Linked DNA regions of Mus musculus: regions 2, 3 and 4 are each linked to region 1. The links are chromatin loops, found by intact Hi-C in ENCODE. Cell type or tissue: left cerebral cortex. All regions are shown on one strand. Region 1 overlaps Fam172a (family with sequence similarity 172, member A). Region 2 overlaps Fam172a (family with sequence similarity 172, member A). Region 3 overlaps Fam172a (family with sequence similarity 172, member A). Region 4 overlaps 2210408I21Rik (RIKEN cDNA 2210408I21 gene).

What was found. Hi-C counts contacts between places; a loop is a spot of excess contacts. Peaks named below come from ENCODE experiments on the same cell type or tissue, not always from the same donor. Only the 100,000 strongest peaks of a DNase experiment are listed, where the experiment ranks them.
Region 2: it touches region 1 in a loop (6-fold over the local background); 11 of 42 quality-filtered maps call a loop at or near these places.
Region 3: a loop joins it to region 1, with 2.4 times the contacts of the local background. A loop is called at or near these places in 4 of 42 quality-filtered maps.
Region 4: it touches region 1 in a loop (4-fold over the local background); 2 of 42 quality-filtered maps call a loop at or near these places.

Annotation. Positions count from the first base shown.
Region 1 is chr13:78,158,711-78,166,710 of GRCm38, forward strand. Fam172a (family with sequence similarity 172, member A) reads left to right here. Exons shown (of 10, transcript NM_001163419.1): 10 at 4,803-7,530. The coding sequence ends at 4,945. The region is part of intron 2 of Gm38604 (a long non-coding RNA gene); the gene reads right to left. Among named protein-coding and RNA genes, the nearest start is that of 3110006O06Rik, 8.6 kb to the right of the region's middle. In left cerebral cortex, a CTCF peak has its summit at 4,435; a DNase peak (open chromatin) is centred at 4,467; H3K4me3 peaks cover 1,747 bases; H3K27ac peaks cover 1,471 bases.
Region 2 is chr13:77,977,889-77,985,888 of GRCm38, forward strand. The region is part of intron 7 of Fam172a (family with sequence similarity 172, member A); the gene reads left to right. Among named protein-coding and RNA genes, the nearest start is that of Pou5f2, 43 kb to the right of the region's middle. In left cerebral cortex, a CTCF peak has its summit at 4,814 (motif pointing right); DNase peaks (open chromatin) are centred at 4,384 and 4,824.
Region 3 is chr13:78,096,303-78,104,302 of GRCm38, forward strand. The region is part of intron 9 of Fam172a (family with sequence similarity 172, member A); the gene reads left to right. Among named protein-coding and RNA genes, the nearest start is that of 3110006O06Rik, 71 kb to the right of the region's middle. In left cerebral cortex, no CTCF peak of the experiment used is centred here; DNase peaks (open chromatin) are centred at 2,176, 3,679 and 4,032; H3K27ac peaks cover 194 bases.
Region 4 is chr13:77,397,680-77,405,679 of GRCm38, forward strand. The region is part of intron 19 of 2210408I21Rik (RIKEN cDNA 2210408I21 gene); the gene reads left to right. Among named protein-coding and RNA genes, the nearest start is that of 2210408I21Rik, 270 kb to the left of the region's middle. In left cerebral cortex, a CTCF peak has its summit at 3,301; a DNase peak (open chromatin) is centred at 166; H3K4me3 peaks cover 497 bases.

The sequences.
Region 1 (8,000 bases):
TATGTATGCATGTGTATATGTATATATGTATATACATATATATGCATGTGTATGAATATATATGTATATACATATATATTATTCTACAAAGAAGATAAAATAGGGGGACATAGACAGTTCTTCATGAAATAAAGATATAAGAAAACTATCATATTTAGAGGTGACTTTGTGAACAGTGACATTCCCTATTCTAACCAGAATCTAACATGTAAATTATACATGGAATGTTAGAATTATTCCATAACCTTTTGATCTTAGGCCATTAAGATAAAGTAACTAGTAATAATTAAAACAATGAATCAAACCAAGAAATTATTTTGAATTATCTTTTTTGGTAAATGTTTCTCTACAATTATAATGTTCTTCAATCTCTACTCTCTATTCATCACTTATAATTTACCAGTAAATCTCATAATATCTGGCAAAAGTGTGTGTGTTTGTGTAAAATATCACTTGTTTTATTTGTCTGTTAGAGACTTTCCCTCTGTTATAGAATGTAGATGGTGCGAGGTGCATAGTTATTCACACTATGACACTTCTTTTACTGGGCTGGGAGTCAAGTGTTCAAAGGTCCGGCCGGGGCTCAATCCCAGCACCATAATACATACCAAAAAATCAATTTCAATTTACAATGTTTTAACTTTTACAATGTTTCTTAACTTTTTGAAACTTTGTTTTTGTTACTTTTAATTATGTAAGTTCAGTTGCCCATGATGGGGAGAGGCATTAGGTCCCCTAGAGTTGGAGTTGCAAGTGATTGTGAGCTGCCTGGAGCAGATTCTGAGATTGAATTCAGGTCTCCTTAAAGACAGAGCCATTTCTCCAGCCCCCTATTTTTGACTTTTTAAAACAAATACTAGGGAAAAAAGTGGGTTACAACTTCAAAACAGTATACATCTGCCAAAATATTTTTGACCAAGATTTTTGCAGCTACATCAGTATTGCATTTATATGTGTTTCTACAGAGGGGGGAAAAAACATGCATTAAGGTCACGTGAACAAGAATATAGGCTGGTATCTTAGTTTCCCTTTTTTTCCCAAATAAGAGCAACCTGATGAAAAAAAGGCTTGTTTTATTGGCTCATAAGCATGCACTCACATGCACATACCCAGACACATGCTTACACATTATTTGAAAATAAATATTTTAAGTGGCCATTCTTTGAGCACTATTTTTGCAGGTTTTCATATTAATTTATCAAAATATTCAGTGGAATTTTTTAAGGTTTATTTTCATTTCATTTATGTGTATGGGTGTTTGCCTGAATTTATTTCTGCACTGCACGTCCCACAAAAGCCAGAATAGGGTGTTATATTCACTACAGCTTGAATTACTGGTGGTTGTTAGCTACCATGTGGGTCCTGGGAAAAGAACCTCAGTCCTCTGCAAGAGCAACAGTGTGCTTAACAGCTAATCCAATTCTCTAACCCCACTGATGTGTGCAAACCAAGACTGACATGACTGTAGTTATGTATCTTCCAAATGCTACTTATGAATGTTAAAAATTCACTTTCAGTGATAGGAGGATGACTCCATTGATAAAATGCTTGCCTTTCAACCAAAAGAGCCTGAGTTTCATCACCAGAACACACATAAAAGAAAGTCAGACATGATGGCATGCACTTGTAATCCCAGCACTGGAAGGGCAGAGTGAGACAGGCAGAGCCATGGAATTCAGCAGCTGGCCAGCTTACCCCAAGGCCAATGAAAGACCTGGTCTCAAAAACAAAACAAAACAAAACAAAGCAAATGAGAGTGCCTGAGAAAGAACCCCCAAGGCCCTTCTCTGCCTTCACATGCACACACACAATCTTGCATACACATGAACACATGCACAATGACCACTTCCAAAACTTAAGAATTTCTTAAATTAAAAAAGTTTTTGGATAATTTCATACATGTACTTCCAAATTTTCATACATGAGTGTTTTGTTCACAGCATTTCCACCCATCTTTCCTCCCATTCCAACTCCTTCCATGTTACCCCCTTATCCTCAAATTTTGACTTCTTCTTTATTATTGCTGCATGGATGTGTGTATAGAGGCTGTCAAGACATCTAGTACTGCTTGAATGTACACATGCATGTATTTGTGAGTGTGTGTGTGTGTGTGTGTGTGTGTGTGTGCTTGGAACTGAATAACTTAGCAAGGGCATGCCCCAGTGGAAGACAGATTTTTCACCCTATTTCAGCAGTCACTAATTGCCTGTAACTCTATATCTAAGATGTTATATTTTCTAATAAAATTTTATATTACACTTCAGTGTATAATTTACCAACTTTACTTTGGAAAGAATTCTTTGTTCCCTGCCCTAACTCGGTTACCTAATGTAGGTAATTCAGCTGGCAACCTGCTTTACTTACTGATTGTCCCTCTTCTGATAAAAGCATAAAATCTAATTATTTCATCTTTATTTGCAAGAGTAGATGCTCAGAACAACTGCATGTACCCAGTTCTCCTTTGCACAATGGTCTTTTCAGAGCAAGACTGCTCGTGCAGAGAGTTGTCATAAGCCAAAACCAAAAAGAATTTTGGAGTGATTTTTATCATCAAGGACATTTGTTCATCCTTCAGAAAGATTGTCACTAGGGAAGTGGGGGATAAAATTGCTTGAGCCCATTGACTCAAAGTCTCTCCAGAGTCATAGACTGAATTGGTTTTTAAGGAGTAAGAGGAACTGTGAGAGGAGACTCCCACGACCTTTACAAATTGATCCTCACCTGGTCACCACTGGCAGGTGTAGCTGATCTTATGGACAAATGGTAGATGTGAGCAGGTTAGGATATGGGAAGGAAAGACAGCTAATACTGGGGGACACTCGGTGCTTAGGAATAGCTGTTGCATCTGAGGATGGTCATTCAAAAAGAACAAATACGGATTAACTAGTCTGTCATCAGGAGTGCAATTTGATACTTGGTACTGAGCTGAAAGCAGATTGTAGACCATACAGAAAAAGACAAACTCTTCGTAAACCTTCCCAGAGACAGGGCCTTCTTCTAGAAATATTCATGACATTTACTTGAAATAGACATGTTTGAGGATGTCTAGAACTGTACACTTGTGTTTTAAGAATATAATTCCCTCCAAATTCAAAGGAATCCATGGTGGGCATCGTTTGACAAACTTAGTAAAACAAAATACAATAATGGTATCAACATGTTTCATGTGTTTTAAAGAACTTGTAATTTTGCACACATACTGGTGAAGTCCGACTTTTTCCTAAGAATTCTGTTAAGAATTATTAGAATTTATTCAGGCCCTTTAAGACTTACCAGTGAAACACCTACTCACCAATTCCTTCCACTGAATAAATTGAATTTTTCCAGAAATGTGTAAGCAAATAGAGAAATGACCTCATTTTTCAGTGTAGATACAGTGCTATAGGAGGCTCTGTCTCCAGAGGATGACTTCAATATTGGATCTTAGTTCCAAGAACAAGTTCACAAGGCCAGAGAAGAGGGGGCGAAGACATCATTGTGAAGGGCACCTGGCAAGAAATGAGTTCTCCAGTAGGGACAGCTCCCACAGCTAAGTCACATGCACAAACTTGTAGCTTTCTGCTCTCTGGCCAACCAAGTGCAGCCATAGCATCTTTATTGTTATATCTCCCAGATTGTGATACTGTCACAAAGCTGTTGCTAGGCAACAAATGTGGTTACCAGGTCTCAGCGAATAGCTGAAGGGGGAAGGCAAAGTGTTGCACCATTGTAGAGTAACCATAGCAATGACCTACTATTACAGACTAAAGAATTATCATTAACAATGTTAAAGTATCAGAGGCCCTGAATTCAGAGACTTCCAAGCAGATTCTGCATAATTGAGTGATTGCAGTTGAGATTTCAACTGTTTCCTAATGTCTATGAGGGAGGATTTGTAATTATTTTTATTTTAATTAAAAAATTGATTATGAAGTTATTGGTTAAATTATATATGCTATCACAAATATTTTTTTTCTTAAGCCCATATTATTTCTTCGTGTATTCCCATGCCTACATGCTACCTGCTTCCTTTTTCACAAACTAAAGGTTCCATTTGGTTTGAAGAATAGTGTATAATATTCAACCCAATATTAAAACCACAGAGAGAAACTGTAGTAAAATAACCTGGTAAATTGAAAATCTAACGTTTTTCTGAATTCCCCGACTGAAGAGGGGGCCTAAATGCTCTTTCAGTGGTTCTGCTTTGAAACAGGGTTTGTCTGGCTTTTCTAGATTTGTTCTAAAATCTGTAAAGCATGTGGCCCGCCTAGGATACTTTCAAGGCCCCTGGTCTCCTTTTGAATCCGTCCTTTCATTAAATATCTCCAGTGATTTGATCCCAGTGACCTCACTGAGACAGTCGTGTCCAACATCAGAGACTAGGACAGGCCAGAAAAAGAACTATTCCCCCCCATTCTGCCTGGGAAGCCAAGACACCGAGGCGCTCCGGGGTGGGTGTGGTGGAATCGGGATCCTGCACGCTGGGGAAACCAATCCCAGGCCTGGAGAGGTGGGTGGTTTCTGGGCGGGAGAGGGAGTGGCCCTTCCCGCTGAGCTACTGGATTGGCCCTGAGGGCCTCGGGGCCCCAGGAGCTCCGGGCCGTAACTCTGGGGCCCCGGGAGCAAGTTTTAGCCCGGCGAGGAAGGGCGGGGGTGGGGGCGCGCTAGGTGGCGCGCCCCGGGGACACCAGGGACAGGCGGAACCTGGGCGGGTGAGCGGGAGGCGAGCTCGCCGGCGGCGGTGCAGTCGCCTGGAGGGTGGGCTCCTCGCCTCCGGCCACACACCCGTGCGACCCCTCGTAACCCGGTGTGTGTTTCCGCAGGCACCGACCGTCACGAGCTCACTTCCTGGAAGAGCTTCCCGTCTATCTTCAAGTTCTTCGCGGAAGCCTCGGAGGCCAAGAGCAGCTCGCAGAAGCCGGCCCTGACGCGGCGCTCGCACCGGATCAAGCACGAGGAGCTGTGAGCGCGCAGCCGCCCGCCCGCCGCCCGTAGCCTCCTGGCCCCCATTAGATTGCTTTCTTTCTCCAGCGCAGGGTCGTGATGTGTCCGTCTAAATAGCGTTTTGCATTATTTCTAGATGAGTGCAACTGTCAAAGCAATATGGCTTCAGCGGCCGAGTTGCCTGCGGCTGAGCCGGGCCTCGCACTGTGGGCCCCGGCGACCGAGGCTGAAAGCGCCGGGAGTGCCAGCGCCGGGCGCTCCTAATTGCCCGGCTGATCCGCGGGCGCGGCTGGCCGAGCGGCGTCTGCGCGGTCCTACCGCCCGCTGCAGCGCGGTCGCCGCTGCCCAGCCTCAATTGTGCCCATTTTTAATCCCCTTTAAACCCAGCAAGCTTTTATTCTAAACCTCAAACTTGATTTTAACCAGGTTTTTTCCTCAGGTCATCTAATGAGCCTCTGTCTTTTACACAAAGCCACACACTCGAGTCCTAAAAATGCCAACTTTAAATTCAGAACATGATGGACTATGTAGTTTGGGGAGTACAAGTTCTTTCTCCCTATAACGACTTATTTTCACTTCAACCCCCCCCCCCAAAAAAAAAAAAACTGTACATGAAGTACCGAATCCGAATCCTCATTTGTGCCCAGTTGAACTCCAGTCTTTATGTCTCTGATTTCAGGAGGGAATGTCGAAAGGAAAATATAAACAGATCTTTTAGATGTAGGTATAAGTCTCCATGTTCAGTGAATTTTCCAGTTACTTATAAGAACTGACCTTACTATTAAAATATATAACACGATGTGTGCGCCAATGCAGGGTGATGGTGGTGGCTGTTGATCCTTACAACCTGTACTTTCACCTTTCTTGTAGCGTGCCCTGTCAGATGCAGGACTTTTTTACTATCATCAAGAAAATAAAACTACATAACCTCTTTCTTCCAAAAGTCCAAGTAGGGTTAATGTGCTTCAGTTTTCATCTGCAGTAGGAAAAGAGAGGCGTAGTGTGAATGGGTTGCTCTTTTGAGGCCAAAATGTTTACTGTTCTCTTCCTGTGATAGGGCGCTGCCCTGTAATTCCAACAGTAAGGCCAACGCGGAAGATAAAATAAGTTGACATTTTACTGGCTTTTGAATTAAAGCATTAGACATTAATTACTTGAAATTTTTAATTAGTGAAGGTTATATCCAGTGCATGGTGAGATTGTGATTTAATACATCCATCCTTTTTAAAATGAATGCAATAAGTAATTTGTCTACCTTGTTTGAGACCTTGAGACAGTATAAGCAAAATGAGTCTGAGTTGCTAATGACAGGGAAGAAAACCTGAGCTCAGCCACCTCATGAGGAATACTCTCATCCCATGAACTGATTTTAGCAAGGTTTAAACTGGTAACATGTCATGCTCTTTGCACATGCATACATTCAGTAATTCTGTAAGGACAGTAAAGTCCTCAGTGCCATGGCTGGGCATCTCCTGACATTACTTAGGCAGAAGTACCTTAGGAAAAACCAAAATGGGGCTTTCTCCAGCTTTTGGGCAGTTTAAATATGTTACTCCAACAGTGTCAAGCACATTGAACTGTCATAGTGGCCCTTTACATTTCTGCTTTTAGAAGGATTGGTGAACTCTGTGAAAATAATATCTTTCCAGTTACTGGGCTTGAAACACTGGTGTGCATTGATTATATTTTACCAAATGTTATAAATTGTCTGGTGTTTTCAGTATGTGAAAATGTTCACAAGAAAGTGAGTTTGCAACATGTAGAGGTTGGAAAAACCTATGCAGGGCTAAATTTGCTAGACTTCTGCAGCTAAATTAAAGCAGAGTTAAAGTGCTCAGCTTATGAACCAAACAAAAGTATCCTGCTCCTGCCCTCCGGGTTCCTCTCTGCAACTCTTAAACCTTATTCAGAGAAAGTCTCTGTTTCCTTGGGATGAGTACTTTACTGTCACTGGATTGTAACCTTGTCTTCTGTCTAGCAGAGAGCTATTTACAAAGTTACATTTTGTAAATGTCTGTTACTACTTTTGAATCTGTGCTATAGCAACCCAGAGGGAGCCAGGCGCAGCACCCCAGATCACCAGCTGATGAGTGACAAATGATTCTTTACAATGTAGGATTTCTTGACCTGTTGATTGGGTTGCTGTTGGTATATGTGTAAGGATGTTATTCACCTCAGCTTTCTTGGGATAACAACAAGCACTTGGCAGTACCCTGCCTACAGGGAGGCCAGGGTTAATATTTCTCATCTGGCCTTCTCCCTATTTTTATTCTAGGCACACAGTGGTAGAAAGGTAAGGTGTGAGCTTTTTTAAAAATAAATCTTATACTTAGTTCTTAAAGTAAATAGATGGAAAGAGACATAAATTGGAAATTCAAAATAGTCTGATTCAAGCTTTGGAGCTTTTTCGGGTACCTAACACACAGTCCTTGGAAGTCATCATGGATGTTTGCTAGACCATCTACGTGTAATAATTGTTCTTTTCTCACAATTCTGCCTTGTGCTTCCTGAAATGCATTTTTGTTTGTTTATATGTCAAAAATAATAAAGTGTGGACCTCCTATAATCTTGTTTACCATTTTAAAATAAAATTTTCCAACAAAGCAACTGTGTCTTCTGTCTTCCTCCTCAGTTCGTTTTTCACCAACTGCACAGAGGCTGTTAAGACTGAAAGCTAGCCGGGTGACTGGGCCAGGGCCACCAGTATTATAAGACATAATATTACTGCTACTACTGATGTAAGGCAATATCCTAACTTCAGTTGAGTCACAAGCTCACATATATCTTGTAGGTAACATTTTTACCACATATCCTCAATATACAAATACCTTCTTAGCAAGGAAATTAGAAAACTTGTCTTCAAATGTTTTATAAAATAAACAGTACTGTACATTTCCAAAGGGAGCTTGGTAAGTTGCTCCCCAACTACTGCTAGCAAAGCTCCACAAAGTGTGTTCCGCTCCAAACTACCTTGTTTACATTTATGCTACAGCTAGCTATTCCTTCCTAAACCTTGCACTCCTTTGAGAGGTTGGGTGACAGAGTGTGTTAACTAAATTAGCACTGCTAATAAACTA
Region 2 (8,000 bases), 180 kb before region 1:
CATTTAAGTCTATGTTCTACAGTGGCTTTCCAGGTGCTGCTGAGCAGCATTGGCACTGGTGGCACGTATCATGTAACCTGCCACAGACTGCAAGAATTATTGTAGGAAACATTTCCTATAATGTTACAACAGAAGCCTGAGTTTGGGATTAACGCTTTAAGCAAATTTATAAAAAAAAAATTGAGCAGTGAATGTTATATAACTTAATAATTTTTGTTATTGGTATGCCCTTAAAACAACATTTATTTTGTCTGCTCAACATGTTTGTTTAGACAAATGCCTGTTAGCTCCAACTTATTTCCAATGGACTAAGGAACTGACAAGACAGTGCAGGGTTCTGTCAGTATCAGGGCACTATACTCCTGCAGACCCTGCAGCTGCATCAGAGCCTATGTGAGTTTATATAGAAGGCAAAGATTTAGAAATGGATCGTGGCTGACCTTCATTGTTTGGCTGTTGATGATTAAACTTTGGTACTGAAAGTCCTTAATGTTTTTAGAAAGTATGCTTAGTAGTACCTACTACTACTGGGATAACTTTTTATGCTGTTTTATTTTCATTAAATGGGTCTCAGTTTCTGAACACTGTTAAAAGAATTGAAATTAAACTTAAGAGAAAAAAATACCATGATATAAGTATTTCTCTCAGTAATACCACTCAGCCATAATAATTCTGCTTTATAATTGTTTGGTATACTTTGATAATAAAATATTAGAGGTCCCATTGTTAAATTCTTGATACCACTTGTTATTTTTAAGATGCCCTGTAAAAACTCCAGCATTAAAGAGACATATACATAAATTCCATGACCTGCCCAGTCAATATCTATAAATAGAATACTGTTCATGTGGATGACATATATTAGGAAGCGTGAACTTATATTGAAAAATAAGATTTATATGTGTGTAGAGCTTAAGAGAATGCTTAAAATTCTTATTCATTTTGTTGTGCGTAAATTATGAAATGTAAAAAGGGATTTATAATTTGGCATAATTTGATCATTTGTAATAATGTAGTTTGAGAAAAAAACTATATGAAGATGCCAATGAATCACCTTGATTTTCAGCTCTACAAAATTGAATCCAATTTGTGGAAACAGAAGTTACCTTGCAGCTTTTTTATTTAAGGTATCTCAGTTTGGTAAATTGTAGGTCTCAGAAATGCAATGATAAAATGCTTGTACATTTTTACCAAGTAAAATATAATGTGCATCATCTTGTGTACTTCATTTGTCTCTAGTGATTAAACTTGCAGAGCTAAATGAATAAGTGTATATCTTGAGCTTCCAATTGATATGAAATGTGTTGTAAGTGGAAGGAACACTTTACCTCCAAAGTCCGAAGAGTCTAAATATTTACATGTTTCATCTCTAATCAAACAAGATAATTCTGATGCTGAGGCATACCTTTCCTTATCTGTCAAAAAAAAAAACCCACTGGTCATAAAATTAATAACTTTCTGCAGGAGATTCCCTGTAAATCTTTTTTGGGAGCAAGTCCTGAGTCTAAGTGATCAGGAACAGCTACAAAGAGCTGTCAATAATGTACAGGAATCAAGGAGGTTTTCTGTCATAAAATTTTGTCAAATTACTTTATTGTTTTCTCCCAAGTTTAAACCACATAGTTAATGTCTTTGTGAACCTAAACTGGAGAAATGTCACTCAGTATTTGATTCTTAAGGCTTACATTTTAATGGTATCTTAATTTTTAATACCATATGTTAAAAGTTCAGTTTTTAAGGTTATCAGGAAAATCAAACATTAAAGATCTCAGTTTAATAAGAAATACTCTACTTTCTGTGAAATTATCATTTTCATGAGAAAATAAAAAGATAAGCTTAAAATACTTATAATAGCAGAGATTGAAAGAGAGAGTTCTGAGGAAGGGAGATGATCATAAGAACAAAGCATAATATATATGTATATATACATGCACATGTATAGATATAACAAACCCATTATATTGTGTGTTAACTTATTAATTGTGTGTTAACTTTTTAATTTAAAAACTCAACAGCTAAGTTTTGAATACTATTATATTTTACTACCTTTTATTACTACTCCTACTGCTCATCCCTTGCCCCAACATGAGGTGCATTGATTAATAAACAAACTATAGCTTTGTTGGTAAAGAGGAGACGCTCCAAATGCCGTGTAATGTCTATTACTAAAGAAACTCTAACAGAAAACTAGTAAGTGCTTTACACCCTATATGTTCGTTCTAACTTGGAATCATCTGTGAAAAGTGTTCTATAGTTTATTCATTGTGAACAAGACTGTTGGTATATTAAGAGGTGTTGATTTTCTTTTGCTCGGTCATTTGTTATATAGTTATTAATCATTTAAGTATATGGACATTTTATCAAATTTTATCTATATATGGAGAGTTGGGCACTGATTAAAAATTTGGATAAACAGAAACACACTAATGAAATGCCTTCTTCTGACTTCAGCTTATGTGTTGTATTATTTTTCCACATGAAAGAATGTTATAAGACTCTTCTCGTTGGTAGTTGTTTCTCACCTACTTGTCAAAAGAAATTATCTTTGTTCGTTTTATAGAGGTTTGTCAAAGGTACAGGTGGAAGTGCACTTCTTAGAAGTGGACCTTCTTTCCTGCATATACATTTTTCTTGTCTTTTATCAAGATATAACAGAAAGAAAAAACCCGTAATCGTGGTCGTAAATGCAAACATCCGAGCTTCTGAGCTGTGGGCCTTTTCTTTTCCTCTTCTTTTGACCTTTGAGGGATGTTCTGACTTCCAAATCAGTCTTCCTGCCCAGCACTATAAGAAGTTAAACACGAGCTTCATGCGGCTGCTCACTCCCTTTCACACCGTAGCTCCAGACCTCTTTACCTTTCCCTGCTTTTACAGCAAAAATATCATCACACATTCATTAAACCGATGCAGAACTGTTGTGGGGCAAGTAAAGCATTCTTAATATTTATTCCCAACTGTGTTTCTTGGTGATATTAGCCTGTAAAGCTAACCCTACTCTTTTTTCTTGGATACTGCTGATTTAAGATAGGCAACTAGTATGGTTATTAGAACTCTTGAAATGATCAGTAATAGTTGATGAAAGGTGAAAACTGTAAATGTCTGTGAAAATAAATTTTTATAAAAATGCAAATGAATGGAACAAGTTTCTATGTATAAATGTTTTAGATTGTTGAAAACTTGCAAAAAGTCACTTGCTTAGTGGCACTTGTAGTAGCCCAGCTGTGAGTGTTACTGTGCAGAAGCCTCTGTGACGCTTGATCAAGTGTCACTTTTCACAGTCACCTGTCTAAGTAGGTGGCTCTTGGTAATGTGTGACAAAACTCTGTTTCCTGAAGAGATCTTTGTGGAAATCTTATAATTTTTAATTCAGCAAAACTTTGCGTTAATGTAAACAATGTAAAAAATGCCTGGTTTTGTTTTATTTCCTTCTGTACGTTAGTTAAACAGTGCTACATTATAACAAGTGTATATTTGTTGCTGTTCTTTAAACCCCTGAGATTTTTAAGTCTTACCAAAGAAGCTCTTTTTAAATGGCACTAGGTGTCTTAGAACACTTTTCTAACTTTACATCACTGAAGGTTCCATTTCTGTCTTAGCCAAGATTCTAAGCATGGCTTAGCTCACCTACTCTGAAATGTTTTTGTGGGCATTCTGTTCAGGTCTTATAAAGTTTTGTCTTGATCCCTCCTCTTAAAAACAGAGCAGATGAAATGCACATAGGGCTCTTCATAAAAGCACATTTATATTTCCTACTTTGAAACTGTAAAGCTGTGTGTGTGTGTGTGTGTGTGTGTGTGTGTGTATGTGTGTGTGTGTTACTGCTTTGCATTGAGAAGTAACTCACGGGGGTCTTACAAATGATATGCAGGGAACCTTGCATAACAGCCAGTCCTCCAGTCTTTCTTTCTGTGCGATACTTTCCTTTGATTGAGAGAGAGAGAGAGAGAGAGAGAGAGAGAGAGAGAGAGAGAGAGAGAGAGAGAGAAGTGTAGTTCAGAGACTGAAAATCTGGCTTCATCTTTTTTGTACACTGTAACTCTCTCCATGGTCTATAGGCCTTTAAATACAACTTATACGTTTTCCATTCACTAAATTCACCACAAAAACTTATCCCAACGTTAATTCTGTACAAATTATGTCAAATATATTGTATATTATTATGAGACACACCTTACTTATTATTTACATACAGGATTGAGTATGCAGAATACACAGTAAAAGTTGCAGCATTTTTAAGATCAGCCTCTCCTCAGTCCAGCTCTTCTAACCTCCACTACCAGCAGGAATAGACACCAGCAGGAATAGACGCTTTACAGGGTTAATTGCAGCTGGCTGTGGGGCTGAAACCTTTAGAGCTTGGAGTGGCCATTCTGCTTTAGTCATTAGCCCTGCTGCCTGGATTGTGTACCCAGCAGTTCCTATTGGATGTCTTCACAGTGAGTGATCTACTCTACTGGGCCTGCTCACACTTGATTCATTCATTGCCTGGTTTTCTGGGTGGAAGTTTTTTCCCTAGTTACCTGGGTTGTTAAAGGCATCTTGGCTGTATCAGTGTGTGTATAGTGTGTGTGTGTGTGTGTGTGTGTGTGTGTGTGTGTGTGTGTGCATGTGTGTGTGTGCATGCATACATATGTACATCCTCATACACATTCCTGAGCAAATTCATATTAAGTGAATGATTGTTACGCCTTTCTATATAAAATAGGTGTTGTGAATAGTGAAGAATTTATAATCTGTTGCACACTTGTAATTTTAATACTTAAGCTAACATTTGCGAAGTAGTTTTAGTTGCTATAGTCTGTAGTTACGGACACTAGGGGGCACTGCTTATCCTCAGTACATCCTTCTCTGGGAAATTAGTGGAAATATTCAGCTGATTGCTTCGGTCTTACTTTAATTAACAATTGAACTTAGAGAGCTGTGGGATGTTTGAATCTTTGTTATTTTCATTTTATTTCTAGTACAGATATATAGGAATAACAAGCAGGAAAAGCTATAGATTCTCGCAAATACAGTCTCAAGTGTCCCATACAGTAACTTTTTCTCCCCACTGGAAATGTCATTCTTGGCAAAACCAGAAGGGCAAATTTGCCCAGTGATGAGGTTTAGATCCCTTGCCAGCTGTGCTGCTCACCAGCCAGAGTGAGAGAAAGCTTTCACAAGTTAGTGTGCCTCACTTGGATAAAGGTCAAAGGATGTTACACGGAGGACCTGAATGGTGGGCATAAATAGCATGTTTTGCATTTGGTTTATACACATGTATTTTAGTTATCTTGTTTGTTATTTTTAGCATGTGCTCTGGAGGGACTTGTAGCCTATCAGAACTATTTTAAGCACTATCTACTCCTCAATTTCTTAAGTCTACTCACAGATAGTGCTGTGGGCCAACATGAAAGAAGCTTAAGTGGCAGTGTAGTTAGCTGAGGGTTTACCATTTATAATTACACCTTGAATATGTTTTAAAACCAGCTTTATTCTAATCATCTTTTAGAGTCTTAATTCTCTTTCTAACTTTAATATTCATGTTTTTAGTCAGGGCACCGCCTGCCTCTCCTAAGAATATGAATACCATTTTGTGTTACATCTCTTATATGCTGTAAAAACTAAAACTCCCTCTTCCTCCTGTCTCTTCCACGCTTCCCTCCTCCCATTCTAAAAGTCTTTGAGGATGTAGAACAATTCTACCCTGCTCTGCTAATGAACTAAATCTATTACAGAACTGGTAGCATATCATACTCTCTCTAGCTATATTTTGTGAATGACACTCAAATCATTCTTCATGTTTATTAGTGAAAGATGCTGATTTTTTAATATAATAGGTTAGAATAAAGTTTTCTTGCCTATGTTAACATTTTGTGACCTACATTTGGTATTATGACAAAAAGAGGTTCTTAATGGACCTAAATTTGTCAGAGTACCAGTAGAATACCAGAATATGAGCATGTGGACACTTTTAAATAAAAGTCCTTAGTTTTGCAGCATACCATATTAGCTTTTTCTAAATAAGTACTTGAAAAAGAAATTATTTTGAAGCATTTATAGAAAGATGCATATGTATGTATATATATATATATATATATGTGTGTGTGTTTGTATGTATATATATATATATATGTATAGCCTTAGATTGATTTTTCTGTTTTAATTTCACACAGCGTTTCTTTAGACTTTTTAAAGAAAATTATTTATTATTCTCATTATTTCCATATATAATGTTGATCAGGAGCAAGTGCCTCAGCATCTATAAGGAGGTCAGAGGGACAGTGTTATGAAGTCGGTGTCTTCTTTCAGTTTACATGGATTCCAGATAGGAAAGCTGGGTCTTTAGGTTGACTCAACAACCTCTTTGCCTTGTGAGCGGTCTCTCCTACAGCCAAGTGATTCCTTAAAGTGTGTATTGAATAATACATATTTTTTAAATAAACTAGTGATGGGCTTTTATAATTAAAAAAAAATAATTCCAAGTTTAGTAAGCAGTTCAGAGAGAAACGTTGTGTAGCGTTTTCTTTTCCTAATGTGTTCCATGTGGCATCATAAGAATATTAGCCAAAACAGGGTATCCGTGACCTTTGGTAATGGATCTGTCACTTACTAAGAACAGGCACCACCTAGTTATACCTCATCACTTCATAAGCAAAATACTGATTAATCATTATGGGACAGCTTTTATTATCTTCAACATTTTATAATGTGAAATGTTATTTTCTGGTACTATCTACAAGTGATCAGATGCCAACCCATTTATAATAGGTTTTTCTTCTTCTAGCAGGATGTTGCTTTGGGCTATAAAAAGTTAATTTCAGATCCTGATATGCTTGCATTAATTTTTGAGACATTGGATGGTTATAGAACAGCAAAGAATAACATGAACGTCACACTGTGCTATACCTAATCATTGATTACCTCAAGCCAGAGACACAGTGTTAATTTGAAGACTTCAGTGTGCCCATAGAAAAGAAGAAATGTGACAGTCAGGGTCTAGAGACAGCATCATGAGGTCCCCCAAAGAGAGCAGCAGAGAGCATGAAAACAACCATGGCACTCACTCCAGCATGGGCCATGCACTCTAGCATGGGCCGTGCTTACTTCCCACTGTTCTGGGTGTCTTTGAAGTTTTATGATTAAAGTAAATTACTCTCTTGAATAACACAGCACCTTTTTTTATCCAAATATCTTATCTTCAGAATGGGAAGTCTAATTGTAATGTTATCTTTTTAGAGCCATAAGTGTTCTCTAAAAAAAAAAAAACAAAACAAAACATACGACTTCGATGTTCATCAGCTGGCATGTTTGATGTAATTCACCAATAAATTTGAATAATTTGACAAAGACGAATGTTTCCATGTTCATTTCCATAGTAAGGCAGTCTCTACGTGAAGAAACCATTTGACTGACTTGACCTGCCAAATTGATCAGAAAAAGAACAGAAACAACAGCTATTCCATCTATAGAATTAAAGCAGTTTATGTTTATAAACTACCTTGGTGGTCTGTCAGCCTACAACTTACACAAAAGTTGGAGCCTGAGGTGTTACTAGAAAGCAGAGTGCTAGATTTTGTTATCAAGGAATAAAAGGCACATTTGCTAACTGATAGGACAGTGTAGTATAAGCATGTAGCAGAGACCTTGTCCCCTATATGCCTTAGTTTTTGATCCCAGTGTCATTCCATGTCACACTACAGGTGACACACCTATGTTATGTCACCTGTTTTTCTCTTTAATAGACAACAAATGAATAATTTCTTCTGTGTTTGGTAGTCTTTAATTCTTTTCTTCTCTGTGAGGTTATAGAGCAGCCATGTCATTATTAATATTTAAATTAGTTTCAGCAACTCATGATGTTAATTTATAAATTCATTTGGACTATAGATGACATCATTATTTTGCATTCATAACTATTAGAATGTAAATTTTAGAACAGTAGGCTCTAACCCACCCATTCCCAGATAATAAAAAGCAGCTTCAATATTAATTACCTCCTAGAAATTTTAATTCAATTA
Region 3 (8,000 bases), 62 kb before region 1:
ATCTATTTTATGTCTTTATTTTCATTTTTTAAAATTCTTATGAACTTTATAGTCACTTATATTTCACCCTCTTTAAAGTTGAAAATGTAGCTTGAATTTGTGTACTAAAACGTATATTACTTTAAAAAAAAAATACTGGAAACAATTCCTAAACGTACCAGAACAGATGGAAATTTAGCGCAGGGCTTCAGTCCATACTGGATCACCTGAGAACGTTTCCTTGTAGCCTATCTCGGTGATACTTATAAAAGGGCTTCCACCAGGTTGTTAGTGTTAAAAAAAAAAAAGCCTTCTCCACACTGCACCTAGAGCTATTCGCAGTTCATTGTTTTTGTGTTTGTCATGGTTATCTTTGAAATACTTCTGCCTGGTTTGGCTTCTTTTGCCTACAACAACAACAAAAAAATTGCCCAACAGTAGTTCCTATCATGCTGATCTTTCCAAAATCTGTACCCTAATTTTATCTGTTTCTTTGATAAGGGAAGGCTGATTTCTATAGTTTTGTCATCTTAGACATTTTATCCTTATAAAAATTTTTCTGTACAAGAAAAAATATCATCTGGGGTTTGGTGCCATATTAAAGCCATCCTCTATCAACTAGTCTTCCACAAAATATGCTGTTCTTTTTATACAGCAGGATGATTTTTTTCTTTTTAACACCTCTTTATTATATCTTTTGTAAAAATTTAATTTTTAAAAAATTTATTTCATTTTTAATTTATTTTTTACACTCCATATTCCATCCCCCCCATTCACCCTCCAACTGCTCCACATCCCACACCTCCTCCCCACCCCACCTGATCTCCTCGTGGATGCCCCCAACCCCCACCCCACCTGACCTTTAAACTCCCTGGGGCCTCCAGTCTTTTGTGGCATCATTTCTGAACACAGACCTGGGAGTCCTCAAGTATGTGATATGGGGGCCTCATATCAGCTGGTGTATGCTGTTTGGTGGTCCAGTGTTTGAGAGATCTCGGGGGTCCAGATTAAATAAGACTGCTTGCCCTCCTACAGGGGAGGGAAATCACCCTTCTCCTCAACTTCTTTCAACCACGGGGCTTTGCTGCTTCTGTCCATTGGTTGGGTACAAATATCTGACTCTGACTCTCAGCTGCTTGTTGAGTCTTTTGGAGGGCAGTCATGATAGATCCCTGTTGGTGAGCTCTTCTCAGTGTCAGGCCTTGGGGCCTCCCCTTGAGCTGGATTCCACTTTGGACCTTGTCTCTGGACCTTCTTTTCCTCAGGCTCCTCTCTGTTTCCATCCCTGTAATTCATTCACACAGGAACAATTATGGGTCAGAAATGAGGCTCTGAGATGGCCCTTCTCTCCCTCACTTGATGCCCTGTCTTCCTGCTGGAGGTGAGCTCTATAAGTCCCCTCTCCCTACTCTCAGGCATTTCATCTAAGGTCCCTCCCTTTGAGTCCTGGGAATCTCTCACCTCCCAGATCTCTGGTGCATTCTGTGGGGTCCCCCCAATCTCCTATTTCCTGGGGTTGCCTGTTTCCATTCTTTCTGCTGGCCCTCAGGGCTTCAGTCCTTCTCCCTCACCCAATACCAGATTAGCTTTCCCTCCCCTGCCCACTTTCCCTCCCAAATCCCTCTCTCCCTCCCCACTTGTAATTTCTAAGACTGGTTCTCTTGGTCCTAGATGTGCTGCTCTGTCCAGACACATCTGGATGTTTTAAGCATTTAGACTGAGTGCCACAATAGTTTTCACTCCTCCCACTGTGGCTTCATTAATATTGCCTGATACCCAGAGGCATAGACCTTCTTGCAGGGATGATGCAGATGAGAGATGAAGACCTAGAACTCAGAGACCCATCATGGGTACCAGGACCCAGTTTGGTCTCTGGCTAAATTCCATTTTGGACAGCTCTTTGTTTTCCTTTGATATGTAAGGTTTCATTGCTTATCTCTAAACATAAGGCTCAATTGGTGGGAGCTTGAGCAGGGTCAACCATTTACCCTTTCCTAAATTAAAAACCAAATATAGTTAACTGTTTATTTCCAGAGAGATACAGAAATGATTTTTTTTGCCTGACTAGTTTTGCCAGATTACTATCTGACTTATCTTATGATCTTACTATAGCCCCTGGCATAAAGTTTGGAGTTTTATCTTAGTTGGGGATTCAGTGTAGCTTCCATGCTCGTGGCAGCAGAATGTGGCACTATGCCCATTCACATCTCTGAGTGACTATAATCAGATTATGCCTTCTCAGCATTTCTTACATCAGCTGCCTACAGTGCTCAGAGAGGCTTAAAATCAGCCCTTAATAGAAGACAAAACAGGACCTATAAGGGGGTTCATATATGTCTATTGATATGTAAGTCAAAAAATCTAAATACTGAATATCTCTATCTGCAAATAGTTTTAACATAAACTTTTGTGCATCGGTGAGTTTTTCAACTTCAAAATTATTTTCTCAGCTATCAGGTTTTAGCTTTCGGCTCTTAGGAATTTCCCTAATATCTTCATAATGATAGAAAAATTTTATTGTTCTATAATGATGATTTCAGATCATCAGAATTAGTAAAGCACACTTCTCGCCATCCGTGCTAGGTATTCATGAGATGTGGGATTACTGCTCCTGCTGACATTACAAAAGGAAAGCACGGTGTCCAGCAACACTGTGGTATGACATGGAAAACTGAGAACTCTTCCTGTATGTTTCTTTCATCCAACACATATGGTGGTCTAGCCACTATAATATGTGGGTGCTCAGTGAGACACTGATAACAAGGGTGAGATTGCTAAACTTCCTGTTCTGGGAGCCAAGATTATAGCCTTTGAAAATTAGTCCTTATCTATAGAAACTTTGATGAGAAGTTTTGTTTTGTTTTGTTTTAATCTTTTTTTTACAGTCTAAAATTTATCCCCCTCTTGGTACACCCTCCAACTGTTCCATATCGCACACCTTTTCTCCCCACCCTCCAACCCCTGTCTCCAAGAGGATGTACCCACACCCACCCCATCAGACTTCCCTACTCCCTGGGGCCCTAAGACTCTCGAGGGTTAGGTACATCTTTTCTGACTGAGTCCAGACCCAGCAGTCCTCTGCTATATATATGTTGGGGGCCTTATATCAGCTAGTATATGCTGTCTCGTTGGTGGCCCAGTGTCTGAGAGATCCCGACATTCCAAGTTAGTTGAGACTGGTAATCTTCCTATAGTGGCACCTTCCTCCTCAGCTTCCCCAAATGTGAGCTGGGAACTAGAGTCTGAAAAGGTTTTACCTTTACATCACCCCCTTGGTTCTGGGGAATCTTCCCTGTGGTCTGCCTGCTCACTTAAGTGGGCAAAATATGCAATCCAGAGCTCCTTGTTCAAAAATGAAGGCATCATGACCTTAGATTAAGATTTTCTGCAACGCAGACAAAGCACTGTTAAAAGAGTTTTGGTTTTTATCATTCATACATGCAGTGGGCACAAGAAGAAAGCTTGGAAAATGAAGCATAAACAATGTGGTGCCAGTTTGATTTAAAATCCTAATACATGTTTATAAACAAAGCTTATAAAACTTAGTAGTATACTAATTAAATAAAGATTTTTATGAATACATGAAAAGCTGGAATTTTAAATGCCTGCAGGGAACAGGTGCTGTAATGACGTCACTGTGAGTCACATAGCTTTCCCCCATTGAGTTTGTGTTTGGTCATAATGGAAAGAAATTGATTCCAAATGTGTTTTTGTGACCCCCCCCCTTTCTCCATTCATGTTAGTGCCTAACCTTAAATGATGTTTCTACAATCGTGGTTGTATTTACAGTAATTATATGCATAATGTAGCATATTATTGTCCAGACTTCCTGTTTAATCAGTACAGCGCTTCTTACAAGTGCAGCTGAAAAGGGCAAACAAAATTAAAGCTTTATACACCAAAACAAGTTTGATTTGCTAAGCTCCCAGCATTCCAAAGTACACAAATTTGTTCCACTAAGTTTTCCTATGGCTTGCAGATGGGCAATGATTAATCAGAGAGCTAACTGTGAAGTAGTTTGCAATTAAACTGGAAAGCTCTGAAGCATGCTAATTGAATCAGAAAATTAGAGACACTGAACAGTAATTGGCTATTTCTCATGCAGCAGGTGCCAGGCCACTCATCTGTGGAACAAGGTATTTAAGGCACATTAGCACTAGTAAAAATACTTCTTGATATGGAACAGTTAGATTTTCTGCTCATTTTCACCATGGATGTCAAAACATACAGCTGTGCTATCTGGTACTTGCAGTTCCTGTTTGAAGAGTCGGAGTTAGGTAAACATATGGAGGAGAAGCGGTGGGCAACCTTTAAGCACACAGGAAACATTTTCAAAGCAAAACCAAAAATAAGGGGCTGGGATTTTGTTTTTCAACTCAATCACTTTTGCTTTCTTAAAGTGCATTTTTAGAAGTTGAGCTTTCTGCTTAGTGTAGTTTAAAGCAGCATCCATATATATCTAGTACTGCTGTGAGCTTCGTAGATGCATAAGCCAATTCATATCATGTCTCAGCGTGAGTTTATATCTTCTAATTAGTACCACCATTTTATAGAGTGATCACATGCTATGAAAGTTTGTTTGCCATGCCAACGGGGACCAGGATGAGTAGTTTTCCTTTAGTGCAACAATCCTGCCATAGAATCATGAACAACTGTAACCTAGCCAGTGGGTAATCAAGCAAGAATAGGATTTAATAAGTTCAATTGTTGAGGTTTAAAAAAATGATTTGCATCTTATCAAAGCTGAGGCATATGACTTCTGCCTCTGAATACTTTCCTTGGGACTCAATATTGTTATTAGAAAGTGAAAAGTACAAATGAAAATAAAAGCATGCTAAATTATACTGTGTTGGGAAGCAGAATATTGTAATATTCACATGCTAATCATATTACTTAGCAGATGACTGTAGAAAATAGTAAGTTTGAACCAAGAGGCATAAATTATGAATTATAAATTGTAAACAGTGCATAAGGGATGTGTTATAACAGTGCTCATTTAAATTAAGGCAGGGAGTTTTCTCTGCACAAAGAATGTTCCTTCATTAAGTTTTAAAGTTTCCTTTATATGGTTTTATTAAGAACATTCTGCAGCACTAAGCTAAAAGTGGTTTTAAGTTGAGCAGGCAGTTTTTTTTCTTAAGGACAACACATTACAAACATAATACTGCAGGTCTCCAAAGCTATGCATTTCTGAGCAAAAACTGTTCTTTGCTACACCTCCTTCCCCACTCCCAAACACCGCGTACATTCTGCTTTCCTTAGTTTTAAAGGAGTCCTGAAGCATTTACATGATCAATGTCTTTTGCTTGAGGGATAAAGTTTGCTCTTCCATGGACAAGTGAGAACGTATTGATCATTCTATTCTATTTGCTATTTCTAAATTCAATATACCTCTCGAGTCGATAAGCAAGATCGAGACTATATTCTTTTTGTGTGTGTGCCTGGTTGTAGCTTGTTCTCAAGATCCAAGATACATTTTTGATTAATCACAAATGCTTAGAGGTCATGGAGAGCAAATGTGTTTGTGGAGTGTCAGCTGATGCTGTCAGATAAATGTCTTAAGCTTTGCCAGGGTTCATGCCCCAGCTTTAGGCTGTACCAAATGTCTCCCCTTGTTGAAGAAGATAACAGCTACACTGGAGGCAACTGAACTGTTGGTTAGCTTCAAGGGTTGACCTTGCCATATGGGGCTGCAATCAGGTGAAAGAAAGAGTGTGGATGTTTTAATTGAAACTTTATAAATTTAAACTTCATTTGAGTCAGATGGTCTTGGTATTTACTGACATTCTAGGCCTGTGACTACTCTGATTATAATGGTGTCACTTGTTTCTAATTAGACTCCTTAAGATAAATAATTTCTCTAATATTGTTCTTGGTGTATTCTGAGAGCATTTTGGCACCATCAGTGTGTTATTAAAAAAAAAAAAAAAAAAAAAACCTCACAGCCATGAAAAGTTTTTGGTTTTTGGTTTTACAATAAAAGTAATACACATCTCCTTGGAAATATGTGACAGAAATTATTCTTGCTTTGCAGTGATTTTAGTTCCACTAAATAAAAATATGGTTTTGGGCAAAGAGAAGTCACTTGTGATAATGACCCCAACCATGTCCCGTCTTATCTTCAGAGGCCTCACTTCATCACAGTCACCCCACTTACAGTCATTTGTCTTCTTTTCCTAGACAGAGTCTATAAATAGGAAATAATGACAAAGCTAAACTAACACCTGGAGAATGCTCTAGGCTGAGGCTTTGTGGGTTCTTGTGAAGGAAATTGCATTGGTCACATGTGCATGCATAAAGGGACCCAAGATAGGCCATTGGTGGATTTGAAAGTCCTTGTCTCCATCTTATCCCAGTTGCTTCTTTTCTTCGGGGAAGCTGGTCTGCTTTTCTTTTCTCTCAAGAAGTTCACTCTGCCATGGGTAAAAATCATCAGTGCTAATGAGACACAATAATACTGTTTAAAAAAAGAAAAAGAAATAACACATCTGTCATGAACTCCCACCAGATCTCTTGGCAATGAGACATTTTAAATATTTTATGCTGAACACAAGATATATTGAGGAAATAGTTTTCTATTCTGTATCCCAAAACAAAGCCATCAGCGTCAGTGAGGAGCACGACTAAAACATTTCACTTTAAATTACTTCACTTAAAATTGCCTCAGACTTAGCATATGTATTCTATTGGAGATATATGTTTTCCCAATTATAAACTAGGACAACATTAAAAACTTATAAAAAAATAGGAGATATTCTATTAAGTGTGAAAGCTTTTATGATACTATACCACAATAGTATTGTATTTTACTTCATTGGCTAGAGACAACCTGTGTTTTGAGTATGTTAGTATTAATGAACAAAATGGTTTGGTTTGTTTGTATATATAAAAAACTGAACACTGGTGGTAATTACGGAGAATGCTGTCCTTACCACCAGTGAAGGAAAGAGATTCTGAGGTTAAGTCAACACAATTTGAGCAGCCTGTTCCTGCTCGGTGTCGACTTCCTCAGCACCCTCCAGTCCTTCCCAGTCACATAAGGAAGTGTGCTCTCTCTTCATATTAGCTTCTGCTTTTAATCTTTTCCAGGATATTTGGGGGCATAGGGGAGGAAACTCCTATTCTCTAGGCAAAGTCTTTGTGCACATGTCCTTCAGTGACTGGCTAACATTCTAAAGATTTAGAAAACAAAGAAAAGAATAAGTCTATGCATTACCATGGTTTCTTTCCTAGGTTTTGAACATTTTGCACAGTATAAGAGGGTGGGTTTTTTTTTTCAGTTTGAGGTGTCACTTTTTTAAATCATAGAAACAAGTAATAAATGTCCAAACTGTTTCCTATAAGTCAAGTTCTCCAGCATTTAAAATGATAAAGTCTGGCAATGGTCTCAGCATCTGGCTGAGACATTAAATCCTGCTTCCCTGCTTTTACTAATCAGATGCTAAGGATGGTTTCAGTTACAGAACAAAGTCTCTCTTAAGGTCGTTAACCTTCTGTTCTTATCTGCCATTTAGAACAAACTGCACCAAGAACACTTAACATCCAAAATGACTTTTTACATTTGAATTTTATCTGCATTCTTTTCTTCATACATCAAATCTATGCTACTAAACTGGGTGTGTGATTCACTCAATCCCAGTACTCAGGAGGCACAAGAAAGTGGATATCTGTAAAGTTTTAGGTCAGGCTGGTCTACATAGTAAGTTGCAAGCCAGCCACAACTGCATCGTCAGATCTGTCTAGCATCCCCCCCCCCAAACCCACACATATAGAACAGAAATGCAGCTTGATCTTCATGTGGGTCTCCCAACAAGTGGAACAGGGGCAGTCTCTGACTACGTTGCCTGCCTATGGATCCCCCGGGCCACCTTGTCTGCCCTCAGTGAGAGAGGATGCACCTATAAATCTGCAGAGATTTGATGTGCCAGGGTTGGGGGATACCCAGGAGGAGCTTCCAGCTTCTCAGAGGAGAAGGGGGAGAGGAGGAGGGACATGAGTAGGGAGCCAAGAGGATAAGGGGG
Region 4 (8,000 bases), 760 kb before region 1:
TTCTCTCACTTTTCTTGTTAAAAGGCCATATCTAGTTGAAATGCTTTCGAAGTAGACATCGCCAAAACACAACACAACCACTGTTATCCACGTGAGGTGTACACAGTCCCCGGGAGGCTGCTTCATTAGTGAGAAGGGAGATTTTGGATGTTATGTTTTTTGGATACGGCTAAGCTGTGTTGCTTGCTACCTTTGCTCCCATGCTTCATTTTACAGAGTGCAGTGTGTTACACTGGGTGTCTGTCTGTGCTCATCACATTCACGTTTTTCTTCTTTTGCAATTGTAGGTGCTACGTAGTAGGAAAGCCATTTTCTGGGGTTTCTAACAGGTGCAGGCAACTAGAAGTTCCCCTAGGATCCTTGTCTTTTAAGAATCTTATGCTTAAGCCGTGATGATCTGATTTAAGACCCATTATCAATAGTCGGCTACTTATATCTGCATGATCTTGGACTGATTGATACTGACTTTGTAGCCATGTGCTCTGTAATGTGCTGTCAGGAAATGCTGACAGATGCAGTGAAAGAACAATAAATGTGGGGCAGCCGTAATGTAAAGGTCCAGCTAGGCTGGATGAAAACTGATAGCTAGAATATTGGCTCCTATGTTACCGATACACCAGTCCCGCTGAGAGTTTCCCTGGTGAGTGAATTAAAAATGGTCTCCTGATACCTAGAAGGGGCAGGGGGAAAATAATCTTCATTTAAGGAATTGCCGACTTTGCCAAAACATTGTTTCATAAGAACAGAGCCAAGGTTAAAAACAGAAAATACTCTCGGACTTAAAAATCTGGGCAGCCTGTCATGTCTGAGAAAGTATTGATTAAAAATCAATAACACAAAAGATCACTGTATCCACTTTTTATGATACTTAATGCATTTGTATAAAATTACATGACAAGACATCTCACTAGCATTCCTTCCGTAAAAGTATGGCATCTGATACTTTTAAAAAAATATTCTCGATCTTCAACATGCTCCGTGAATCTAGCTGGCATTTTGCCAGTACAGGTTTTTCTCAAAGGGCTGGGAAGAGAAGTCAGTTTCTTCCTAGTAGCTTCTTCTCCTCTCTAACTTAAAATGGAGCTATCACTGTTAGCTCAGGCTGTAATTTAATTTGTTCTCTTGATAGTTCTTATTTACATGATATTTTATACATACCCTTTCTATTACTATGTACCACCTCATAAGTCATAGTATTTAAAGATAATCAACACTTCAAGAGTGATGTCTCAAGTAACAAAGGATCCTAATGCATCCTAACACACAATTTTGTCCAAGTGTACAGTAATCAAGTATTATGTTTACTTTGAGACGAATACAAAATCTGATTTTGTCTTTAAATTTTATTTAGCTAGAAATATATAAAATGTAATAAGTATTTGTGCATTTTTTAAAATGTGGAGTCTCTGCTAGTATCTGTATGTATTGATTGGTATGTATAAATTAAGGCGAAACCCTCCTTAAAATTTTGATTTGTACCCTTTATAAAAGAAAGCAAAAATTATCTACTTTGTTTACAAAGTTATCTTTGGGAGATACTGAAGACTCTGATTTGATTTTAAAAAGAAAATAGTATTTTAAAGAATAATTTGATAAGGTACATTTAATTTTTCTTCAAATATTTTCAGGTATTAATTTAACACATTTAATATGACATTCAAAAATAAAAATTTTAAATGAAAAAATTTTAATGATACTCAAAGGATGTTTTCTTCTGGGAGTACTCAGAGAGTACACTGAGCAAATCATTGATAAAAATTTCATAACTATAATCATATGAAGTCAAGAACATGAACTTAATGCTACTATATCATTGACAAAACAGATCAAGGCCTCATTATGAACTGATGCACAAAGGCCTGGCTTAGATGTCTTCTGTGGATCCTTTTTAGCACGCAAAGTATTAACACAATAGACAATAATGGTTCCTTTGGAGCCATTAGGACCCATCATGTCAGGGTATGTTCAGGCATTTCTTAGCAGGTAGTACACAGACTCTTGTCATGATAAATCATAACAAGTCCAAAAGAATGATTATAACATTCTTGGGAATTTCATAATTTATAATTTATTACACTTTGAACATATCACATATGTGAATTTTAAATGATGCAATGATTTATGCTATTATCAATAAGCATTTTATGCATACATGCACCAAATTACATTATAAACCATGTAAACAGGCTAGATCACATGGAGTTATTCATAGTTTTCCCTGTCTAAGAACTTAAGTCCATATTGATCTTTATGAATATTCATAAAAGGCAATTCATCCTAAGCCTTATACCTTTCATGCTAAGTGTCAGCCTGGAGCAAATTTTCTGACCCTCATACCATGGACATTTGAAAGTAGGTGCTCCTGATGGAGAGCGTGACACGGACCAGGGCAGTGGTGCTGGTGGGCACCCGTCTAATTAGACGTTCTGTGTGCTCTGTTTAGTTAAAGCAGAACTCAGGGTTTGTACTAATGAAATCTTTTGAATGAAACCTCATTGCCCTCAAAGTTTCAAGTAGTCTTTTTTTTTTAATCTGCAAAGAAAAATTCTGTGGTGGTTAAATATAATTTCTATCACCTGAAATTAAATAAATAAATAAATAAATAAATAAATAAATAAATAAATAAATGATGATAGATTGGCTTTGTGAAGAAAACACCACTCTTTATCTTTTTGTGGGATAGTTTTATTGTGTGGAGATTAGAAACAGATAGAAATGGTATTATTTAACATGCAAAGCCATTAGCTTTTTAGAAAAATAAATATTATGTACAGTAAAAGGTTTTGATCTTGATGACCTTCTGAAAAACTTACATTCCGTTTTTTGTGGTTATTAGTTTTGCTATTTTATGGGTCAGTAACTGTGCACAGGAATTCCATCAAGTAGTTTTACTGTTTCATGTTACTGTGAGACATTTAAAGAACATTACTTTGGAATTTTTATTTCAGATTGTATAAATTCAGCTTATTCTTCAGAGCTTTCAAAAACTTCAAATCCCAACCAGATCATGCAAAAGGGTAGCAGTTTTCTAGCTTTCATTAGTCACCAATTTAGTTCCCCTGGTCTTTTGAGATTTTGGTTGTAAGCAATACAATAAGCTTCAAAATTAAGTAAAACTAACAAACAAAGTAAAGCAAAGTCAAGACGAAGTAATTGCTTTGAGCTTACAAACTCATTCTGACAAGGGAAATTTCCTTTCTTCTTATTGTTAGCAACTCTCACAGACCCAGAATAGGTCAGAGCAGCCTCTGTGACTGGAACACTTCAATGGCATAACCATCTTGCACACTGGAGGTCACCCTTGCTACTTACAAGTATTTGCAATTTCACAAAACAAAAGTGGGTCTTGCATATGTTCAATGTGCGCTACAATTTTCAAGATGTTTTATATGAATAAATATATGGATATTATGTGTCTCCAATGGATATCTAGCATTCTAAGTACAACTAATAAGCTCATTATGAGAATCTTATGGTTCTCTGATTAAATAAGCAAATGACAAGAACATTTTCAAAGTGAACCTATAAGCTTACATTTTATATGACATATGGATTTTAAAACTTATTTCAGATTGTCACAGCAAAATTCTAGGAACATGGACCATGTTGCTCATTCAGTGTTTGTCATCTAACCTGTTCTAGCTCATCCCTTGATACAGCTCTAGTTAGGACTTAGGACTTATGATAGATTACTTCCACGGTAATTTTTATCATATACTTTTTCATAATATGCTGAATGTCTCACCATGTGGCTACTGTTTTTTTTTCATACATTAGTTGTGCAATGCCCATTACAAGCAAAATATAATGATATAATATTATTAAGATTATGGTTTCTTTTTAAAATCTTGTTATTAACAAAGTGTGTGTATCTCTTTGTTATAAGTGTATATCACTTTGTATACGTATCAATATATACTTATTGGTGAAATTCTGGCTTACACATGTTAAGTCCACAGGGAAACATGAAACTGAGGAGTGGTACACTTGTGTGCATCCTGAAGCAATTTAAACGAAGGTCAAAGATAAATTGTGATTGCATTTTGGCAAGAATAATGAGAACACAGGACATTTGTCATCTGGCACTGTAAAGAAGAAAGAGAAAATAACAATAACAAATGGCCAGCGGCCAAAGTTTCAGGTGCTTTTCATCAGCAACAGAAAAAGAAAATCAGAAAGAACAGGAAATAAAACCTCGTTTTAGGTGTTTTTCTTCTAAAATTCTGAATAAGAAAAACATGAATTTTTGTAATGTACATTAACTTATTATAAACAGCCTATTTCTTTCTCACACCTTTAAATATATCATTAATATATATATGTGTATATATACATATATATATGCTATTTCATCAAAGCTTAGCAAAATATAACTGTGATTTCTCACAATGGTCAGATTTAAGATAGAATGTGGGAAGATGACCTTAAAAATTTGTATGAGTTGACCTCATCGCAGAGGGCACACCAGCACATTCCTTGGCTAAACAGAAGCCTGAACGTATCTAAGGATATTTTTCCAGTAACAAAGCAACTCAGCCTTCTGTGCTATTTACACTGTGTGAGGTCCCATCTACTCTCCTGGTCGATCTCTATTTAGGGTTCATTGGAGAGAATCAGTGTGCTACACAACAAGGTCTGGATGGCCAGCTTGTACAGAGAAAGGCAGCCTTTGTAAAACATCATTCTCTGCTTCCATCAGAGCCTGGTGTTCTGCCTGAATCCCTCTTTTCAGGCATGTCATTCTGACCTGTGGAAGGCTAAACATTGTTTCCCTTAAGCCTTTCTCAACCATCCCTGCATTTATACATGTCTCTCTTTTCTAAACAGTACCATCACTGAGTTTATCACTCATTATAGACTTAGTCTGTGCATTTTTGAGATCTTAACCAGAACTGAGATTTTTATTGTTATCAGCCAATATGTGTCTGTGACCAGTTATAGCAAGGGCTGTCTTTTTATCCTGGAACCTTAACTGCACTGAAAACACTAACCTTTGACCAGCTGGAGGTAACCACTCTTCCCCTGCTCATGAACTCTTGAGCACCCCGTTGGTATAAATTCTGTGACCTTTATTATTTCATATTTTCTGTACAGGTATTGGAGAATGTGCTATTTCCTCTAAGATGAAATTAAAATCTCTTCAACACAGAATTATGTCTTATGCATCTATAACATCATCACTAGAATTCCTACCATGAATCCAAATACAAGTTTCAGCATCTTGGGGCTAAGAAATGTACCTTGGGTGGGAGAGTGCTGGCCTAGCATGCAGAAAGCATTGGGTCCAGTCCACAGCAGGTATAGTGCTGTGTGCTTATAATCCCAACACCGTGGAGACAGATCATCTTTGGCTACATAGTAAGTTCAAAGCTACCCTGGGATATATAAAACTCTTTCAAAAAATTTTTAAAGACTCAGCAAATTAACTATTTATTAAACATCTTGACAAGCATACAATAAAAGTTGCCAAGAATACTAATAGAGAATAGTGTATCTATACTATCAAGGAAGCCACGATACAGTGGGTAACAGAGAATGTATATGAATAATAACCAGATCAGAACTGTGTGAACTCAGAGGGCACTTGGTGAGCTATGGCTGAGAACAGACATAGCCACTTTCAAGCTTCAAGTGGAGATTTAGCAATGTGGTATATGTTCGCTTAACTCTCATTTCAGTATAGTCTGTTGCAAAATGTTTTCCCTCTGGGTATAGAAAAGGAACCTACCTGAATAGAGATTTTCATTGAGTCCCTTCCTACAAGAAGAAACAATGCTTGAAAGACCTTTTCAGCTAGAGCTCTAGTGTAGATGTCAGGCGAAATGGAAAGAGACACTGGACAGAGCTGGCTCTCAGGCTGGCTAACGGAGTAAGTGAGTGAGTGGATGAGTACAGGCAATGGTGTTTACTCTTTTGAGTGTGCAAATAAAATAAAAAAGCAATCTCACACTAAACACAAGCATTCTTTACATTCAGCTGAGAACTTTGAATTCTTATTTAGAATGATTTCCAAACGATTTCTAGAGAGTGTTTACATTATATTTATGTATGTGAATCATGCAGTAATAAATACACCTTATACATCTACATCAGAAACGACAACAAAATAAATTCTGTTCAATTCAGGAATTTACTGTCTTTGTTCACTCTAACCCTGTGGCTATCTTTTAAACTAATACAAGATTCAAAGCTCATTCATAGATAGGTTGCATCTTACACACCAAAAGCATTTACATTCTATTTTGAATTTATGTTAGGTTAGAAATAAATTTCCATGTATAATAGATATAAAATGTTGTGTTAAGTTCCAAGAAGTTCTAGAGAGATTGTCTTTATAGTGTCAGAAGTCAGAGTAGCTTGCTTTACCAGAGACTCTTTGTTTTTGAATTTTTTTTTAGATATTTTCTTCATTTACATTTCAAAAACTATCCCAAAAGTCCCCTATACCCTCCCCCCGCCCTGCTTCCCTACCCACCCACTCCCATTTCTGGGGAATAAAAAGTTTGAAAGACCAAGGGGCCTCTCTTCCCAATGATGGACGACTAGGCCATCTTCTGCTACATATGCAGCTAGAGACACAAGCTCTGGGGGTACTGATTAGTTCATATTGTTGTTCCACCTATAGGGCTGCAGACCCCTTCAGGTCCTTGGGTACTTTCTCTAGCTCTTACATTGGGGGCCCTGTGTTCCATCCTATAGATGACTGTGAGCATCCATTTCTGTATTTGCCAGGCACTGGCCTACCTCATAAGAGACGGCTATATCAGGGTCCTTTCAGCAAAATCTTGCTGGTGTATGCAATAGTGTCTGGGTTTGGTGGTGGTTTATGGGACAGATCCCCAGGTGGGGCAGTCTCTGGATGGTCATTCTTTCAGTCTCAGCTCCGAACTTTGTCTCTGTAACTCCTTCCATGGGTATTTTGTTCCTTATTCTAGGGAGGAATGAAGTATCCACGCGTTGGTCTTCCTTCTTCTTGATTTTCTTGTGTTTTGCAAATTGCATCCTGGGTATTCTAGGTTACTCCAGAAATTCAAATAACCCCATTAAAAATGGGGTACAGAGCTAAACAAAGAATCCTCAACTGAAGAATACCGAAAGGCTGAGAAGCACTTGAAAAAATATTCAACATCCTTAATCATCAGGGAAATGCAAATCGAAACAACCCTGAGATTCCACCTCACACCAATCAGAATTGCTAGGATCAAAAATTTAGGTGACAGCAGATACTGGCAAGGATGTGGAGAAAGAGGAACACTTCTCCATTGCTGGTGGGACTGCAAGCTTGTACAACCACTCTGGAAATCAGTCTGGCAGTTCCTCAGAAAATTGGACATAGTACTACCGGAAGATCCAGTAATACCTCTCCTGGGCATATACCCAGAAGATGTTCCAACTGGTAATAAGGACACATGCTCCACTATGTTCATAGCAGGCTTATTTATAATAGCCAGAAGCTGGAAAGAACCCAGATGTCCCCCAACAGAGGAATGGATACAGAAAATGTGGTACATTTACACAATGGAGTACTACTCAGCTATTAAAAACAATGAATTTATGAAATTCCTAGGCAAATGGATATATCTGGAGAATATCATCCTGAGTGAGGTAACCCAATCATAAAAGAAGTCACTTGATATGCACTCACTGATAAGTGGATATTAGCAGAGACTCTTGGTAAACATTTGTTGAATTTCGCTTCACTTTCCCATGAACACGGCCTGGAAGTGTCTGCATTGAGTGATAATGAATGATTTACTACAGAAAAATACCTTGAAATCTCTACTCACACACTCCCAAGTAATTTCTATATTATTTCTGGTACAGTCAACAGTAACTTTATTCTTAGATACCTATTTAAGAAGTATCTCTATAATATAATCAGTAAGGATCCCCTGAAAGCTAGATATCTGAAAGGCACGGTAGGAAACTTACTTTAAGAAAATGAACAGAACAGATCCTGTTTCTTGTATTACCATGGACCATTGTTTAGATGTTGTACA